Regions from separate parts of the Homo sapiens genome. Here all the other regions are linked to region 3. Evidence: read pairs that join two places in POLR2A ChIA-PET (ENCODE). Cell type or tissue: A673. All regions are shown on one strand.

Region 1 (4,000 bases), 160 kb after region 3:
ATTTTAGTGGTCTAATTTCATCTATTAAATATTCACTGCACATTTACTGATGCTGTGAAGCCTCTTTCTATTCTGTTAAATCAAAATTGCAATCACTTATGGAAATAGGAAAACTGAAATTGAACAAACCAAGTTAATGTGGTAGTCTCTTTCTTGGGCTGTTGACATGACTTGGTAGGTGCTTGCCACAGTGTGCAATCCAGCGCACTTAATTTGTTTCCAGAGAAATAATTTCAAATATACTCTTTCTCTACCCTCAAAACTGGTAACCATTGAAAACATTTTACTTATCACATACCTTGCATTGTTTCCTTTATATTTATCCATTCATTCAACAAAATTTTGAGATATGTTTAGGCGCCAGTCTTTGTGACTTACAAAACTAATCACAGGTTATTTTTTTAGGATACAGATGTATATTCCTAGTCATGAATGTCCTAATGCCAATTTATCTCTTTTTTCCCTGCCCCAAGTTATATAAACCATCTATAAATCTTTCTGTATCTATTTTGGCATAATGTGCTTAATTTTTTAATACATCTATACTGTTATACTCATTTCATTAATTCCTGTGTTGTTTTTCATCCCTTCTAGTAATATCTTCTCTATTCTTCTAGAAGACTCTAGCTGATGACAGATTGTCTACATATTTTGTTGGATTACTCATGATTAAGGGCTATTGTATTCCCCTAAAGCTAATCTGCCTACAGTTTGCATTAGGGACTCAGGATATAAGATTTTGCATTAGGGACTCAGTATATAGGATTACTTTATATATTTTTGAAAAAGCCTTGCATAATACATCACAATATTTTGCAAGTATTCTAGGAGCTCCTTCTTCCTATGTTTCTACGGTGTTGAGTGCATTTATCTATTATAGTTCCTATTGCTTTGTATCACATTTCCTCAGTGGACTCTAAATTCAAAGGGAAGAGAAGCCTTTTTTTTTCTTATTTTATTTTTAATGCTCAGCATAGAATTTGGCACAGAATAAAGCCTATCCTATTAATTAATGGATTAATTAATTAGTCAAGGGAAATGTATACTAATTAAAATATTATGTTCAGAAATCTCCTAGTTTTAACAGTTTTGTAGAAAGTATTTCTTTGTGTGTGTGTATATATATATATATATATATATATTTTTTTTTTTTTTTTTTTTCTGAGATAGAGTTTCACTCTTGTTGCCCAGGCTGGAGTGCAATGACACAATCTCGGCTCACTGCAACCTCTGTCTCCCAGGTTTAGGCAATTCTCCTGCCTCAGCCTCCCAAGTAGCAGGGATTACAGGTGTGTGCCACCACACCTAACTAATTTTTTAAATTTTAGTAGGGAGGGGGTTCACTAAGTTAGTCAGTCTGGTCTCGAACTCCTGACCGCAGGTGATCCAACCGCCCCAGCCTCCCAAAGTGCTGGGATTACAGGAGTGAGCCACAACACCTGGCCTCTTTGTAGATATAATTGCACTAGTTGTTCATGCTTTTATGTTAAGCATGTATTGGAGTGTAGGCCATGGCATTAGAGAGAATTCTAAAATGCTGCTAAAATAACTACATTATAGTTCACAAAACAAAATATGTTTAGTTTCTCCTTCAAAACATAGGAAATTTCATTGTTATTAACTTTTATACAATTATATATCTCTTTTGAGATTAAAGACTCCTCTTCAGATTTACTATAGCCGGCGGACTATCACAGTATGTTACTCATATAGATAATAATCAAAATGAGTATTCTACAGTGTTTCTAAATGTGTAGTGTCTCCCAATGGTAATATTCTATTTTTTTAATTTAAAAATTAAGAACGATGGCTGTGAAACTCTCAAGAAATAAAGCACCACAATTGTGAAAATTCATGTATTATATAAGACAGAACATCTGGATTTAAGTCATAAGATCATAATTTGTAGCAATATAATATAAATGTCAGTTTATTTGTCTAGAAAGCAGTTGATCACCCCCTTTTCCCATCATGGCTGTCAAATGGGATATATTTTTTTATTGCCAAATACAAGGACATCGAGGATCCCACATTCCCTGACACTGTGGAGTCGGATTTTGCAGTCAAAGAGTTTGGGTAAGCTTCTGGGCATCAGAATTGAACATGGGGCATGAGAATATCATGTAGATACTGGGGAGAAAAATTAGTGACTCCGAAATGCCCTTTAGGAGAAACAGGAGGCAACTTCTTGAGAATCACTTGCCATAGGTACCACAAAGGCTAAATGAAAGAGAGGAGGATCTAGGCTCTTATTAATTTTATGGTTTGAAAAGTTGCCCTTTAAGTATTACATGATACATTTTAAATGTGCTAAATTTATATATCAAACGCAGTAGGTTTGACCATGAAGAATCAGATCATGTGTATTAAAATGTGAAGATTGGAGAGGGCAGTAGTAAGCAGAGAAACCATGACTTAGACTAACAAGTATGAGGTTGCCTTTGCTAATCAGCCCTGCAACTGTAGGCAGCTGCAAATTGAAAGAGAGCAACGTTTCACCACTTCACAAATTGCTGGTGACTCACTTGGCCAGATGTGCATTTGAGATCCTCCATCTTTTGTGGCTTGCACAGAAAGAATCGTATCTTTTATGGTAAATCAAGCCTTAAATTATTAGAAGACCCATTACTAGTACTAAATCCTCAACATGTGAGTGAGTTTTAATAACCTAAGTCACAAACTGCATGAGTTAGTGAGTATTTACATTTCAGAGCAAATTATTTTCCCAGATAAGTGTCATAGTTAACTTTAGGAAGCAGAGAAGTTAAGGTCAACAGGTGAAACACCTGTACAATTATTATGGGAATATCTCCTGCTACTATTTATATTTCAAGTCATTACATCTCATAGGTCAATAGCACTCTTTACTATTTTAACTACTCAACAAGTTTTGTTTCATGCTGTTTTCAGAACACTAGGGAATCCTGATTGGCTGGTAAATAAGTTAATTTTCCATTCTGGTGGAATTTTTACTATAATAGTTTCAACAGGAACATTCTCTCTTTACTTTTGGTATCATTGTTAAAATACCTTGGCAAAAACATGGCAATGATTACAGTTATGCAACTATCTTTTAACAGTTTCTCAGATCTGCAAATAGACACTGACAAAAATATCATTTAAATTCATAAGATGAATTCTTACAGATATCTAAATTTATAAAACAATTCATGTCCATATTTATTTTTTCATAATAATTTCCAGAAGTCTAGAAACAGTATAAAGTTAAGCATGAAAATATAATTGCCACAATCTGAATAGAATTACAATTCCTATGCATAAGTGTCAATCCATGGCAAAATTCCTAGATTTATTAGCTATAAGTAGTGTGATATATTCAGTAGACTTTAAAGAATCATGTTTTATAACACTATCCAGAATTTTGAAAGTTCATTCCTATTGTAGTCCCTCAAAAATACTGTTTCAAATGTATTCAACAGTACTTTCAAATGTGAATTCAATAAATGTGGAAAGCCACTTAGTCTCTTACTAAACTGAGTCTATCAGAAAGTGGTTCGAATGTCACTAATTATTTTATATGAATAAGCATGTTGTAGCTTTAAACAAACTTAGGCTTCAGTCTACTTTAAAACTAGAGTGCCAGGATGAAAATAAAGACCCTTCTTTTAGAAATAGAGATGATTGAGTTACATTTAACAAGATGCAGGATGTGGCACTTCAGCTATCTAACAGTGACGGGCTGTTTGCAACCCCAGCAGCTAGATCATATTGCCTTTCCCTCATACAATTTCAGAATAATTTCATAAAAATTACATGATTGACACTATGGCATTCTTCCCATTCTGATTTATTTAAATGTTAATACCTCCATAATAAATATATACTTTAAAAGCATTAAGAAAGAAAGTAAAATAAGCCAATTTTACTCTGGTGAATTTTTAAAATCTTAGTTTATTGTAGAAACCAAGATGGCATTTTTTTTTTTTTTTTTTTTGAGACAGAATCTGGCTCTGTCGCCCAGGCTGGAGTGCAGTGGCAT
Region 2 (4,000 bases), 72 kb after region 3:
TTTTTCATTCTAGAAAAGAACAAGATTTCAGTCTGCATGCCATGCCTTTAAAGATATGCATGCAATTTTTTCCACAAACCCCAATTTTTCAGTCCTGTCAGTATCACCTAAGTGCCTCCTTAGAAATATGACAGTGAACTTACTTCTCCCTAATAAAAAAGGAAAAACATATTTTACCAGTAAGAAGACTTGTGAACAAAACAAAGGTTCATGTCACCTCTGCAACTGTTATGAATCATAATGTCCCAGAATTTGTGGGCTCTTTATCTCTTATAGATTGAATAACTGACTAGCAATTTATAGTGACTACATCTGTCCTTCCAAGGAAACTAGCAGATTGTAATTAATGACTGAAAAACTCTCAAGGTTCTTGCTAACTATGAAATTGGGCTCCACTGAATATCATAATTTTAATTTGTTCTCTATTAACTACTAAAGAGGAACCACTATAATATGACAACAATTCCCCTACAGAGCTGTTGGAACAAAATCAATCACAGGACCAAAGCTGTGAAACCTGGCAAAGGGTTCTACCTAGAGTGCTGATAACGGGAATCTGTCTGTGTTACAAAGCAACTAGACTCACCCTATTGGCCTAAGGCCTGGAATGATTCCCTTCATTTCCCCACTGAACTCTCCCAGTTGGCAGCAGGTTGTACTGTTACCATGCCCTGGGGGCAAGCTCAATATTATTTTGGAAGTGAAGGTTGATGCAAATAGAAGGGAGAGAAATTTCTTGGGCTTAGAGGATATAAAGATGCTTGAAATGAAACAAAGGAATGGAAGGAAATACTTTCAAATTTGGTTAAAAATAGTTGAGAGGAGACTCATCGAAAACAATGGAGGAGGAAAGTGCATTAAAAGAACTGGACAGAGAAGAAGCAAAAATTTGACAGAGACATTGTTAGTAAGGATTTGTTCTTAACAGAAAACCTACATAAAAGAGTATCAATCCTGTCATTCATTTGCCTTCATTCTCTAGCTTGTTGCTGCCAAGGTTTTCGAGTGTTCCAAAACAGGATATTCATTTTATTTGGAAGCAGCTTGGACATTCCTCTAAAAAAGAAGGAAGTGTGGCAGAAAAAGGAAACACACTTCACACATTTCTGCTCTAGGGAGACAGAAGAAGAGTGTTTCTGACCTTTTCTTGAACCATGACGATTCTTAAAACTCAGAATGTAATGTACTTTTTGGCCTTAAACTACTGCACTGCTTTGCTCAGCACTGGAGGATTTACAATGTAATAAAGAGAGTGGAATCAGTTCAAAATGAATTCATTTTTCAAACCTTGATCCTTTTTGGAATTTAAGTTGATGAACACAGACAAGTTTAGCAACAAGTTGGCAGTTGGCTTCCCAAGAGTCAGGCAACCATATTGACCTCTTATTTTACTGAAATGTTCCCCAGAGCAACAGTGTTATAGATTGTTAGCTAGAAATAAAAGTAAGGGCAGTTATAAACCAGTAAAATCCAAGGCCACACCTGAGGAGTAATGATTCATCACCCTTAGTGACAAACCACTTACCCTTATTTTTTTAAGGGCCTCTTGTCTTTTCAGATCAAATGGATAGAGGAATTATGTATAAAGATATTACCTGGAGAAATAAATTTAGAAGAAAATGTCTACCCCTAGAAAAAGATACAGGAGCCAAAAGCACAGTGATTCAAAAACAAACATTGCAGATATGAAGCACTGATTAGACTGTGTTACGCAGACTTTTCCTGGACGGTTACAAAAATAAAGTCCATCCATCTGTCAAAACAACTGCTCCATGCATGAAAATTAAACAGAATTGAGGTGTTTTTAACTAACTTCCGATAATTATACTTTCTACAAAAGAATATGATTTACCTCCAATTCCAATTACCTCCTTGCATGTTCTTAAATTCTGGATGGAGCAGTTAAATTTTACTCTAAGTAAGCGAAGAGAAAAGAAGAGAAGACTTGTGAACGTGAACAATCTCTATTCAAATATATTCAGTTCATGATTAAATCAAACAACTTGTTCTGGCTCAACTATAAATCAGTCCAAAATGAATGGGTAGCATATAACATTGACTCAGGTCAGTGAGAATTCCTGTAAAAAGAAGAAAAAAAATGCTTCTATCCCATCGATAGTTTGTGTAGAAATATTTTGGTGCATAATCTAGCAGCTGGGAAAGCAAAGGAAACCTTTTCCTATCATGATGGGTGGATACATTTCTGCCTGAAAACCCATTAATAAGCTTAATTCCTGAAGTTAATCTGTTGACTTTCTTTTTCTCTGGTCAATTTATCTGGCAAGCTAGCTGAATACTGGAATCTTCGTGCCAAAGCAGTAATCCGTGAGATTGTTCCTGTCACTCACTTTATCCCTTCCTCTATTTAAGCTTTTCCACACTTATCTGGCAATAATGTTTAGTCTTTTTTTTTCTTTTAACATTGTGCTATTACAGCTGTAATCCGATCATCCATAATTGTGTTTAATACTTCACTATTCACTAAAGGAGGTTAGAAATCTCTTCTCCAAAGAGGCTTATCTAATAAAACTAAAATATAAACCATGTTATAATTATAATATTAGCCTTCTAATGTTGAATTTGTGACTTGGAATTTTTTAACACTCATCTTTTTAAGTGATGAATAGGCAGTTCTGTCCATTTTGGGAGGCATTTTTACCTTCAGTATTTAGAATATGCCATAATAAAATGAACTGAACTTTCCACATCAATGCTTTTATATTTTTTAGAGATTTGAAATAATACTGACTCAACTAACACAACAAAGTTACCATTATATATAGCCAGTTATTTTGGTATGTAGGCATATTCATAATAATTGAACTATATCACCATTAAACCTATGATAACTGAAAAACAACTTTTAAAGTGGCTTGAATTATATGATTAAACTAAATGAAGACTCTCTGTACAAGGCTCCCAAATTATTTTACTTAAATGCTCATTTCAGTTAAGTGCCCAATTTGACTGCTCTTTCCCCTCCAGATTGACTATTTGTTTTGAAGTCCTAGAAATATTGTTCAAGACTCTATAAACATTTTTCTTTCAAATTACTTGAAACCTTCAAACATGTTCAAAATGATTATACACTAGGCACTATAGACCATGCTATTAGCAAAAGCTGACTGCTGTGATTTTCTTTTATTTAAAGGAGTTCAAAAAATTCACTTTGAAATTCTGTGTGGACCATAGAAGCTTATGATATCTATTTTTAGGCTTATGTTTTCTTTTATATTATACTATCACTCTGATTCATCAGGATGTGTGCCATTCATTTGCATGATTTGATTGTGGTCCATTATATGTACCTAGCATAACCTTTCTTCACCTCATATTGCAATAAATGCAGACAATTAAAAATATTCTGGGAAATCTACATAAATATGTTTCCTACCGAACCAGGAAAATTATGAAGTACTCACAATCCTCACCCTGATTTCAAAAATGATATTCTGTGGTTTCCAATTTTATGCAAGGTGCTGAATATTTAGTGTTCATGCCTTAATGCAACCAAGTCATTGGTTTACATGAAGTAAGGAGAGTTACAATGTAAAGGAATTTATTGTGGACAAAATTATTTGGCATATTTAATTCTAACATACATGCCTTTACCATAACAGAAATCATTACACATAAAAGAGAGATGAACTGCATCTTTAATTGCATGTGAGATGTAGCCTTAGGGAAAGACAGAAAAACTGAGCCCATATTTTAGAGGAATGCTTGATTTCATTCACATCTACCTCCTTTCTACCCCATCTTGCCTAATATCAAAAATTAATTTTTGTTGGAGTCTTTAATGTCCAAAGTACTGAAGTCTGTTTTATAGTTATAATATAAAATATTATCTTAATACATCTTATAATAATTGAAGACCCTAATCAAGTTTAGTGTTTGTGACATAGACACTGATGTATCACTTATTCAAATGCAAGTGCCTGTGGCATATTTCACACGTATACTCTTTTCCTTTTCTTTCTTTTTTTCATGACCAAGTTTA
Region 3 (4,000 bases):
CACTAATCTGATTGTTTTTCCACTCTACAAACTCTGGGTCAACAATCAAGCTGCCGCCAGAAACTAATTAATTTGCAAACAGGCTTCTGTTTTCACAGAGGGAAAGCTTTTGAGAGCCATGTCAGGGAGGCCGGTCACACCATGGTTACATGCATTGTCATGGCATCCACTTCTCTTGGTAAATCTCTTGCTTGATGTCACTGCACACAGGAACCCAGATTACCCAGTCAGCAGTAAATCCCTATTGAGACCCACCAAGCTTTGAATGTAGTGACTCTAGAAGAGGAAATTGGTATAGACAGGCTGTGTATTCATTAAACTGATGGTGAGACAAGAGAGAAAAAAATGTAAAAAACAAGAGGAAAAAGGAAGCTGCCTTTGATATAAAGAATTGTCCAATATATTGTCTCATTTTTTGATCAACTTTCATTTAAAAAGCAGGATTACCTTGAGAAAATATAATAATACTTCTAAATCTTAGATTCCTACTCTCATCAACTGTTAATTTCAAAGTAAGAAATTCAAAATTTTCTGCCTATATGCCACATCTGAGAGTTGTATGTTTTAGCCCAACATTAAAAAAATTCAAATGGAAAATGTGAACAATTTTATTCAGGTCACTTTTCTTAGAAGCCCGGAAAAAATAAAACCAGTTTTCAAATATATTGCCATTAATGAGTTAATTTTTATTCCAAAGCTTTATTCATATTTCCTTATTAGTAATTTCAAAAAACTTGCTAAAAGTCTTTATGTTCCTTAGACAAAAAGTGACAGAGAAAGTATGTCCTTGATAAAGGATATCAAGTGATGGTATATTTTGGTAACTTTTAGTTCTTTATGAAAAAAAGATGTATTTAGTGATTTGATTAAATGTATTATTATTTAGAGAGTAGAATAATTTCATGGTGTATATTTATTGTTTAAAAAGATACATTTATAATGGCTGTGCATTATTTGTTGGGACGAAAATGTTTCTGAGTAATAGATTCTTGAGGAAACAAAACTACTAAGTTGTGTTTAGGTATAGACATAACTATTATTCTAAAGTTTGCATATTTGAATTTTCAGCATAATTTCAAGAAAATACCTTAAGTATTCTCATTTTATTTCTGTGACTTTATACATTGATACTCCAGAATTGCTAGCTAATGCATACACTACTTACTCATAGAATACATAATTCAAACGTTTTAAAATACTGCATTCTTGTTTTCTTCTTTCATTGACTATAAAAACTAAGAGGACCTTTGTTGTTGCTGTTGTTTTAACTGAATGATCACTCAGCTTCTCTAACACTCATCTGCTCAAATAACCATAAAACAGGCTTATAGAGGGCTTTTTCCCCAAAGGTCAGCAAAATACTATAACTTGCTTAAGCCAAAGAAATAATCAAAAATGACATCATCGTTAAGTCTGACTTTATGCAAAACTAGATGATCTGTTTTAGTTATTAAAGAAAATGCAATTGGATACTCTGACGTTTTTTATGTCTCCAAAGATAGTAAGATCGAAATAGTGTATTAAAAGAGCTGTACAAGTGTACAAGTGATTTGAGATTGGGTATCTGGTAACGTGTAATGTTAACTTGCGTATTCATAGTTTATTTGCAGTCATATGTTTCATCACTGGGTCTAGTTTTCTAAAAGCGCATGTTGTGGAGAAATTTGAATCTTAAGAGAGTACGAAATATCCTAGTACATGACCACAGAGGAAGCTACGCTGATTCCAATAAGGGCAGGCCATCAGGGTATGAATATTACAAGTGAGAGGAAGTGAAGTGATGACTTGCATACCATTTCAATTACAGAAAAAGAGCAAGTGAGTTAGTCTATCTACAGGCACGATCCTTTTAGGAAATTCCACTAAAAGAAAACAGGTCTTCCTGAAATGAGTGGGAAGGCGTCACACTCCAGGCATTGTAATTAGGTCTGTTTGTGTTCCCCAGGCCTTGGGATCCATGTGGTTTCATATATTAAACCCGACTCTGGCTGCCCTTTCACCCTGACTCAAATATAATCACTCACAGAGTGAGTCAGGCCAAGCTTCCTAAGCGTGCTCCACCCAACAGAAGTGGGATAAAGGATACTCAGATAATTAGCATTTATTAAGTGCTTACTACATACCAAGAACTTGCTCAGTGTTTTTTATACATTAATATGTGGTCGTTTTTCCACAACAACTATAGGAGATAGGTAGTACCTCTGTTCATTTTATTAATGTAAGGGCCAAAGTAAAGTGAAACCCTGCCTCATTCTAAAGATAGTCTTTCTTCCAAATCATGTATCATCCCACTATTACTCCAAGACATAAACAATATTGGAAAACAGTCTCCATCAAATAAGAAAAATAAATGTGAGCTAGAAAAATAAACTGCTCTAATGAATGGTTAATATGGACAATAACTAGGTAGTAGTATTTTCATACTAAATGTTAAGATATCATTATGATAACAGCAGCATAAACTTATTTGTTTCCTTACTATAAATATACACAGAACAATTTTACTTTATTTCCACATTAAGCTGAAATTGGAATTGAAATTTGAAATCATATAATACTGAGAGAATTTATGTAGTACAAGAAAAAAATACTGGTACATCATGCCAAACCCCTAGCAGTATATTTTCTGAAATAAAACATTGTTATAACATTTAGAAACCCTAAATTAGGGTTTATCGTAACTAATGAAGATGTTTTAAGAACGTTATTACATGTTAAAATGTAAAATACACAACAGACTCCATTGTCTGAAGTTTCTTAATCTGAAAGTGTTATTCATTCCTAAATTTTCCTGCTAAAACTGAATTTAAACATTTATTGGCATTATCATATAAATTTTCTAATTATGAAAGTAGTGAAACTCCATTTTAAAAAATCAAGATATTTCAAGTTACAATTTTAGAGAACTGTTTGGTTGTTTGCTTTTCCTTACCAGGAACAAAAATTAAAAGTCATCTAAAATAGGTGAACTGATTCTTCCAAAAGAGTTGAACTGATTTGAGAAAAATAAAGTCCTATGCTGAAATTAATTTTAATATTCCTGAAGACCTTTAAAAACTACTTTGCAAAGCAATGTGTTAATTCTGGAACACGTATGATTGTATAGTCTATGCTGATGCCTCAAAACTCATTTATTTTATGCATGAATGTGTAAACATTGTTTTCAATTTTATTCTGTAATGGTATTTAATTTCACAAGGCTTGTGATTCAGAGTCCCTTGGTTCTATCCCAAACATATCTGTATCTTCCATCTTGCAGCAGTTCTGTTTTTTGCACCCTGTCAGATGTAACCTTTGTGCTAATTTGGAAAAATCAGTTCTCACGTTTAGTGCTGAGAGACTGATAACTGAATTCTCAAATGAACTACACATTTTCAGAGATGAAGTACAGAGCTGTGGACAATGCCTGTGTTTTCCCACAGTGTAAATTCTTCAGACTCAGCTGTCAACATGTGAGTGTGCAGCATAAAAGCAGCTTTAACTTGATGGGTTTTTTTCTCCAAGGCCATAAAAATGAAATGGATACTATACTCTCCTTTATGTTATTCCATCTTCTAATGAGATTTTGTTTCTCATGGACAGAGAAAGCCTTTATGCCCTTTAGGGTACTTAGTAGATCAAAGTCTTCTTTCTAAATAGAAAAACAAACATTTTCCCTCCCACACAAATATTTCAGTTTGAGAACAAACCAGATAGAAATGTTAAGAGAGTTTTTTTTTCCTACTAATTTTGCCTCTGCACACATCCTAGGTCTAATAATTTATATTGGATATTCTAGAATATTCCCCTGGGTTTTTGGAGTTCTGCACATGCTCTTCTCTTCATCTCAGCACCTTTTCATTTCCCTGGTGAGGCATCACATTTCTCACATGGTCACCCAGGTACCATGAGACCCCGTCTATCCCTGGTGGCAGAGGAACATTTGACTACATGTCTAATCCCCTTTGATTACCACAGTGTTTGTATGCAATCATCAATTATGTTAGGCATCATTAGCATT

The links. Peaks named below come from ENCODE experiments on the same cell type or tissue, not always from the same donor. Only the 100,000 strongest peaks of a DNase experiment are listed, where the experiment ranks them.
Region 1: POLR2A ChIA-PET joins it to region 3 with 6 read pairs; 4 of 35 experiments call an interaction of 5 or more read pairs at or near these places.
Region 2: POLR2A ChIA-PET joins it to region 3 with 5 read pairs; 3 of 35 experiments call an interaction of 5 or more read pairs at or near these places.

The regions. Positions count from the first base shown.
Region 1 is chr7:84,202,386-84,206,385 of GRCh38, forward strand. It overlaps a transcript of SEMA3A not described here. Among named protein-coding and RNA genes, the nearest start is that of SEMA3A, 9.6 kb to the left of the region's middle. RefSeq lists an enhancer at 3,621-4,000. In A673, no CTCF peak of the experiment used is centred here; a DNase peak (open chromatin) is centred at 2,496.
Region 2 is chr7:84,112,368-84,116,367 of GRCh38, forward strand. The region is part of intron 3 of SEMA3A (semaphorin 3A); the gene reads right to left. Among named protein-coding and RNA genes, the nearest start is that of SEMA3A, 80 kb to the right of the region's middle. In A673, no CTCF peak of the experiment used is centred here; a DNase peak (open chromatin) is centred at 2,334.
Region 3 is chr7:84,040,467-84,044,466 of GRCh38, forward strand. All of the region lies in intron 6 of SEMA3A (semaphorin 3A), which reads right to left. Among named protein-coding and RNA genes, the nearest start is that of SEMA3A, 150 kb to the right of the region's middle. In A673, no CTCF peak of the experiment used is centred here; DNase peaks (open chromatin) are centred at 215, 1,385 and 1,845; H3K4me3 peaks cover 604 bases; H3K27ac peaks cover 3,569 bases.